Regions from separate parts of the Homo sapiens genome. Here region 2 is linked to region 1. Evidence: read pairs that join two places in POLR2A ChIA-PET (ENCODE). Cell type or tissue: GM12878. All regions are shown on one strand.

Evidence for each region. ChIA-PET counts read pairs that join two places held together with the same protein. Peaks named below come from ENCODE experiments on the same cell type or tissue, not always from the same donor. Only the 100,000 strongest peaks of a DNase experiment are listed, where the experiment ranks them.
Region 2: POLR2A ChIA-PET joins it to region 1 with 8 read pairs; 4 of 35 experiments call an interaction of 5 or more read pairs at or near these places.

The regions. Positions count from the first base shown.
Region 1 is chr21:33,581,205-33,585,204 of GRCh38, reverse strand. It overlaps DONSON (DNA replication fork stabilization factor DONSON), which reads left to right. Exons shown (of 10, transcript NM_017613.4): 4 at 437-615; 5 at 1,539-1,717; 6 at 2,959-3,040; 7 at 3,150-3,254; 8 at 3,705-3,903. Among named protein-coding and RNA genes, the nearest start is that of DONSON, 5.5 kb to the left of the region's middle. In GM12878, no CTCF peak of the experiment used is centred here; no DNase peak of the experiment used is centred here.
Region 2 is chr21:33,344,573-33,348,572 of GRCh38, reverse strand. IFNAR1 (interferon alpha and beta receptor subunit 1) reads right to left here. Exons shown (of 11, transcript NM_000629.3): 6 at 3,213-3,327. Among named protein-coding and RNA genes, the nearest start is that of IFNAR1, 22 kb to the right of the region's middle. In GM12878, no CTCF peak of the experiment used is centred here; no DNase peak of the experiment used is centred here; H3K27ac peaks cover 188 bases.

The DNA of each region.
Region 1 (4,000 bases):
AGGATTACCCTGAAAAAGGTCTTGGTATATTATACATCTTTTCAATAAATAGATTAGGATGATTTGTGATTTGCCGTATCAGTGTTTACTGGCTACTTTTAAAACAGCCTTTTGGAGAGAGGGTTGGATGTAGTGTTACCTACACACACATGCCCACCCCTATTCCTCATGATAAAAAAGGTAGTCATTGTCCTTAAGGATGGTAGAAACAGGAAAATGTTCCCATCTATGTTTAAATGTTCTGATACTACGGCTTACCATTACATCTGGCTCAAATAAGGATAAACTATGTTTTCGTTCCTATAACAATTATTAATGCTTTCCTATAGAAAGCAATAAAGATTCTTAGACCTAAGTGTTTGGTAAAGATTGTCTTTAATAAAATTCTCTATTTCTCAATGGGCAAAAACTGCCCACTGTCACCTTTGGATTTTAGGATCCCAAACTCTCCTCTGAGCTCCGTTGTACCTTCCAGCAGAGCCTTATCTATTGGCTCCACCCTGCTTTGTCTTGGCTACCACTGTTCCCTCGTATTGGAGCTGATAGAAAAATGGCTGGAAAGACAAGTCCTTGGTCAAATGATGCAACCCTGCAGCATGTTTTAATGAGTGACTGGTAAGATTAGTAAGAGAAACTTGTATAATTCAATAGTGAATTTTATTTTAGCAGCATTCTCTATCATATTTGTGACTGGATACGTTAATGGCAGAAGGGTATCTAGATCCTTGTGAATTTTATCTGAACCTATTAATAACCAACATATAAACTGTTTACTTTTTTTTTTTTTAGCTGTTACTCATTCTTTACCCAATTGTGGTAGAATGTATATAAGTGTTGGTTAAATATATACAGACAGGCAGGCCGGGTGTGGTGGCTCACGCCTGTAATCCCAGCACTTTGGGAGGCCGAGGCAGGCGGATCACAAGGTCAGGAGATTGAGACCATCCTGGCTAACACGGTGAAACCCTGTCTCTACTAAAAATACAAAAAAAATTAGCCTGGTGTGGTGGCGGGTGCCTATAGTCACAGCTACTCGGGAGGCTGAGGCAGGAGAATGGCATGAACCTGGGAGGCAGAGCTTGCAGTGAGCCGAGATCGCGCCACTGCACTCCAGCCTGGGCGACAGAGCGAAACTCCGTCTCAAAAAAAAAAAAAAAGTATATATATATATATATATATATATATATATAAACACGCAGCCCTAATTCTTTAATGCTACTTCTTGTCAGTCTCTGCTTCCTTTTTTAGCAGCAGCTCAGAGAAAGTCAGCAGGCAATTCTCAATTAAGTTTTGTTTAAAGAAAAAATAAGTGTTTAAGTGGTATACACTATTTGTTAAAGTATTGAGAAGTCATCAGCGAGTCCTCATAACCAATTTCAGTCCTTTAAAGCTAAGTCATACGTAACCACAAAAATTAAAACCATTATCTAAAATATTTGTGTTGTGTTTTAAACCAGGTATCAAACTGAATTATTCAGAATTATAAACATTGCATTAAATGTTTAATAATACCTTAAGAAAATTTTTTTACTTCATAGGTCTGTGAGCTTTACTTCTCTATATAATTTGCTGAAGACAAAACTTTGCCCCTATTTCTACGTTTGTACCTATCAGTTTACTGTCCTGTTCCGAGCAGCAGGATTAGCTGGAAGTGACTTAATCACAGCTCTCATATCTCCAACAACTCGAGGTTTAAGAGAAGCTATGAGAAATGAAGGTAAAAGTTTAGGTTTAAAGTGAGAATACTATACTATATAGTAAACCTATTTTGGCCTAAAAGCTATTTAAATTTAAAATGCCTTTTACCAGTTGATTAGCAACATTAAGAAATATATTATTTCTTTATTTCTGGCTTTTTTTCCCTCCCCCACAATTATTTAATCCAGCAGTCCGCAAACTTTTTGGCACTAGGGATCAGTTTCATGGGCAGTGAGGAGGATGGTTTCGGGATGAAACTGTTACACATCAGATGATCATTCTTTTTTTTTTTTTTTTTTTTTTTTTGAGATGGAGACTCGCTCTGTCACCCAGGCTAGAATGCAGTGGTGCAATCTCGGCTCACTGCAAGCTCCGCCTCCTGGGTTCAGGCCATTCTCCTGCCTCAGCCTCCCGAGTAGCTGGGACTACAGGTGCCTGCAACCATGCCCGGCTAATTTTTTGTATTTTTAGTAGAGACGGGGTTTCACCGTGTTAGCCAGGACGATCTCGATCTCCTGACCTCGTGATCCGCCCGCCTCGGCCTCCCAAAGTGCTGGGCTTACAGGCGTGAGCCACCGCGCCCGGACAAGATCATCATTCTTATAAGGAGGGCACAACCTAGATGCCTCACATGCACAGTTCACAGTAGGATTCGTGCCCCTGTGAGAATCTAATGCGACCACTGATGTGACAGGAGATGGAGCTCAGGCAGTAATGTTCACTCGACAGTCGCTCACCTCCTGCTGTGCAGCCCGGTTTCTAACAGGCCACAGGCCAGTACCAGTCCACAGTCCAGGGGTTGGGGACTCCTGATTTAAACTGTTCCTTCCACATAGTGTTCTCTGATCTCTAAAATAAAACACATATTGGGCCAGATAGTCACTATCTGAATATACTCTTCTAGAAATTCTTCTATAGTACCAATTACCCCTTTAATAACAAAATTTTCAAACTGAGTAAACCCATTAGTGGATCATGAAATCTACTTAATGGGCCCAATCAGTACTTTTTCAAAAAGTGAACTGGAATACAATATGATTTATGAAAGAGTGTTACATGTATGTGTTGTTTCCCGAACCTCTTTCAAGGAGAATACGTTTTATGCATGTTTGTAGGTTTGTGAAGAAAGCTTGAAAACTCTACTGCCTTAATAGATCATTTGTAAAAACTAACATTTCAAATTTTTTACACTCTAAAAGTACAGCATGCCTGTTAAATACTTTAAATGACAACTCAGTTACATTTTTGTTCCTCATATAGGTATTGAATTTTCTCTGCCTTTAATAAAAGAAAGTGGCCATAAGAAGGAGACAGCATCTGGAACAAGCTTGGGATATGGGGAGTATGTGATTAAAATAACTTTATATCATCCACTGACTTATGGACTCATGAAATAGATTTGCACAGGAACAGCTTGTGAAATAGGGACTCTAACTGTAGCAATTTCCTAGGGAGCAAGCCATCAGTGATGAGGATGAAGAGGAAAGTTTTTCCTGGCTGGAAGAGATGGGTGTGCAAGATAAAATTAAAAAGCCAGACATACTTTCTATCAAGCTGTATCCTTTCAGTTGTTGTTAACTAGAATTAATTTTCATTGAATGACGTTAGTGAGAAGTTTAACATTGGCAGTTTTATATGATTATAATCTTAAATTATCTTCAGGTCATATTAAAACTAATTCTCCATTGTAATACTAAATAAGCCCCTAAGTATCAACAAATGGTGAACTATTAAACCTTTTTTAATCAAAACGTTCAATTATGATTGTGGGAGAATAGGTGTGTTTTGACTAGAGAAGAAATTAGGTTTAGGTGTCAGTTTGTAGCAAATTCAGATTGTTAACATTTTGATTGAAACATATGCCTTATGATTCGGTAAAGAGAGGTAGCAAGAGGATTTCCATTTCATTATGGAGAAAAGGAGTCTCAGGTGATTCAGAATCAAGATAACTGCTTTCCACATTAGGTGAGATTTGCTTTTGCAATTTCCTTGATTGTCATCTTCAGGCGTAAAGAGAAACATGAAGTACAAATGGATCACAGACCTGAATCTGTTGTGTTGGTAAAAGGAATCAACACCTTTACATTGCTCAATTTTTTGATTAACTCTAAGAGTTTAGTTGCTACCTCAGGTCCACAGGCAGGACTTCCTCCAACCCTCTTGTCCCCTGTTGCTTTCCGAGGTGCCACAATGCAAATGCTTAAGGTAATAAAAGTCTGCATAACCTAGCTTTTAAGAAGTACTTTACTTTGATAGGATAAATTCTTGATTTAAAAAAAAACCTCCTAGCATTTTTACTTGG
Region 2 (4,000 bases), 240 kb after region 1:
ACCTCGGCCTCCTAAAATACAAACTGGTTTTTAAAGAAAAACCATTACTAAAAATTAAGTTATATAAATTTGCAAATAAAAAATTGTTTTAAAGACAGAGGTAATAAATAAATTCATCTTGTCCTAATTATTTTACTACATTTTATTTTCTAAGCTCTTGGGGCTATCTTTATCTATTGTAGCTATATGATAGTGGTGTGCTACTGTGCATATGTTCCCAACTCCATATTCAGGGACATCAGGCTGGTGGCTTGAAAGTGGCCATGGTGGGAATATTTATATCATAAAAATCAGCAAACACTACAAAATAGGACTTTTTCTTTCTGGAAAGCCAGCTGCTAAACATGCGCCAGCATACCAATGGACACTGATTAAGTGCTAAAATAGAGACACACTGCGGGGTTATAAGAGCAAGTATAAGTACGAGACTAAAGAGGTTAAGTAACTTGCCCAGAAACCAACAGCTAAAAGCATCTCAGTTCAAGCCCAGAACTCTAATAGCCTCCTGACTGGTTTCCTTATCTCTCTTTAGTGTCTCCTTAGTCCACTCTCCCACATACCATGTCGCCGCATGCACCTTCCTCAAATCCAGAGCTCAGGTTAACTATCACCCCAACACAAAATCCCCAAAAGCCTACAGGACAGCCTGAGGTTGACCCTAATCTTGTCCCATTCTACTTATTCAGCTTTCTTCCCATTGCCACCTGGTGTCCAAATGTTCTGCTACTCTAGAAGGACATCCTCCCCACTGGAGAAGGCAAAATTCTGAGATGGCCCCCAAGATTCCTGCCCCCTGGTGTACACATCCTGTATAATCCCCTCCTCTTGAGCATGGGCAGGACCTGTAAATACGATGGAGGCCCTCCTCTCATAATTAGGTTACATTAAGTGGCAGAAGAGAAGGTATTTCACAGATGTAATTAAGGTCCCAAATCAGTTGAATCAAATGAGAGACTATTCTGGGTGGGCCTGACCTAATCAGATGAACCCCTTAAAAGAGGATCTAGGCCAGGCATGGTGGCTCATGCCTCTAATCCCAGCACTTTGGGAGGCTGAGGTGGGCAGATCACTTGGGGCCAGGAGTTTGCGAACAGCCTGGCAAACATGGAGAAACTCCGTCTCTACTAAAAATACAAAAAAAATGGCTGAGCGCGGTGCCTCACGCCTATAATCCCAGAACTTTGGGAGGCTGAGGCGGGTGGATCACCTGAAGTCAGGAGTTCGAGACCAGCCTGGCCAATACGGTGAAACCCCGTTTCTACTAAAACTACAAAAATTAGCTGGGTGTGGTGGTGCACACCTGTAGTCCCAGCTACTTGGGAGGCTGAGGCAGAAGAATCACTTGAACCCAGGACGCGGAGGTTGCAGTGAGCTGAGATCATGTCACTGCACTCCAGTCTGGGTGACAGAGTGAGACTCCGTCTCAAAAAAAAAAAAAAAAGGATCTAGAGGTCAGACTCTCCCTTCCTGATGGCCTCTAAGAAGTGAGCCACCATGAGCTCTAGAAATAAATTCTGCCAACAACATGTGAGCTTGGGAGCGGCCCCCAAGTCTTGTATGAATGACTGACTCCTTGACTGCTTAGCAGAAGAGCCAGCTAAGCCACGCTTGGACTCCTGACTCACAGAAACTTTGAGACAATAAACAGCTGTTTAAGTTGCTAAGTCTGTGGTAATTAGTTACAGACACAGAAAACTAACATCTAATAGTTGTCTACTTAAAAAAAATCTGAATTAACAATCAAGGCCTTGTTCATACCTTATCTCTTTCCTTATGGCTTCTTTGGTCTCTTTAGCCCCTATTCACCTTTACATTTTCAATTTCTGCAACCCTTATAATTTGTATACCACTCTTTAGTCCTAAACCACACAACACTTTGCAATGTTGGCTAACTGCTTTCAATTTTTGAACCACGTTTGATTCTGCTGACTCTTTCCATTTCTTCAGTGCTTTGTACAATATGGTAAGTACCCAAAAGAAGCTTAGAGATCAGCTATCAGAAATACCTCTCATTATCTATTTGGTGACCCTATTATTTATTCACTTCTGAAAGTGAGGTATACACAAAAGACTACTGAACAGTTTCCTGATTGGTTTGTGAGGTTATATATGCATTGTGGGGCACATATGCACATAAATGCATTTGCATTCTACCAGTCACCCTTGGTTCAAAATTAACACTAAAAGATAGAAATTGATCATAGCGGTACTTACACTTCCCTTCTCCCTCATTTTTTCTGTTTCTTTCCAGTTTCTTCTGACTTTTCCTTTCCTGTCTTAGCTATACTTGCCTTTGCTCTCTCTACTCCTCTGCCACCAATGTATATCTTTCTTTCCATCTCTTTTCTCCCCATAACCCATTTTTCCTTCTACTTAATTTTCCTCTTCTCTTTTCTCTATTCATCTCCTACAATTTTCCAATCAATATAAACTACATGCAGTTCTCTTTTATCAGCTTTTTAAAAATTTTAATGCTTAGAGATGGGGGTCTCACTATGTTGCCCAGGCTGCAGTGCAGCGGCTACTAGCAGGTGTGATCATACAACACTGCAGCCTCAATTCCTGGCCTCAAGTAATCCTCCTGCCTCAGCCCACTGAGTAGCTGGGACGATAGGCATGCGCCACTGCACCAGGCCAGTTCTCTTTCATTTATGCAGCGCCTGGACTTCATCCATGTTTAGCTAGCCTCTGCTCAACCACATAGAACATAGTTCTTTCCAACTTTCTTTCCCACCGAAGTATCTACTACAAAATTTTGTCAAAACCACTAAAGTAATAAAGAAAATAGGAAGGCTAATTTTTTGAATTGAACAAGTGAGTGGACTGAGATCATTTTAAGGACTCATGGAAGAAGTGAGTTCTTAGAAAAAGATCAGGGTCAACTGTCGAGTCTTCCAGATTGGGGAAATAACACATGCAACTAGTTACACTTTCTTTTTTTTCTTAAGCCAGTAAGAACCCCAGATATTAGAATCCATCTATTTTACAAGTGAAGAAATTGAGGCCCATGGAGGTTAAGCGATTAGCTCAATGTCATCCAGTTAGTTACTGGCAGAACTGGGGTTAGAAATGAGATTTCTCACGTTTCCAATATATCGTACCCACCTCCCAGTCGGTCATTCTGTGTGCAAGGACCTGGTGACTGATGCAGAGCGAAAAGAAGCATAATCAAAACAAACTGGGCAAAAGGAAATTTATGGAATGGAACTTACTGGAGCCACTGAACTTGAAAGGTCATGTTTGCATATGTATAATCCCATTTAAGAACATAGTTCTGATTTTGGACACTGACTTCTATATTTTCTGGTGGAGGTAGTTCATTTTCAACTAGAAGCCAAAGAACAGATAAAAAAAAGCACACATTTTTACTCAAGTGAGATAACTGGCAAGAAGATAAAGGCTCGCATTTTATCATTATAAGGTAATAGTTAAATATGGTTTGTATTCACACTATGTAATACTATGCAGCCATTTGAAAGACTACAGGCCGGGCGCAGTGGCTCACACCTGTAATCCCAGAACTTTGGGAGGCTGAGGTGGATGGATCACCTGAGGTCAGGAGTTCGAGACGCGCCTGGCCAACATGGTGAAACCCCATTTCTACTAAAAATACAAAAATTAGCCAGGCATGATGGCACACGCCTGTAATCCCAGCTACTCGGGAGGCTGAGGCAGGAGAATCGCTTGAAGCTGGGAGGCAGAGGTTGCGGTGAGCCGAGATTGAGCCACTGCACTCCATTCTGGGCAAGAGAGTGAGACTCTGTCTCAAAAATAAATAAATAAATAAATAAATAAATAAATAAATAAGTAAAAAAGAAAGAATGCAATAGATGGCTAAGATCAAATGAAGAACGTAATAGATCTGTATTGAGTGATATAGAATATCCCCAACACACTGGGTTAAGTAAGCAAGCTGTAAAATACTTCTAGTAAGATTTTATTTTGTAATTTTAAAAAACAAAACCCAAGAAACTGTGGGTCTGTGTATATGCTTACATAA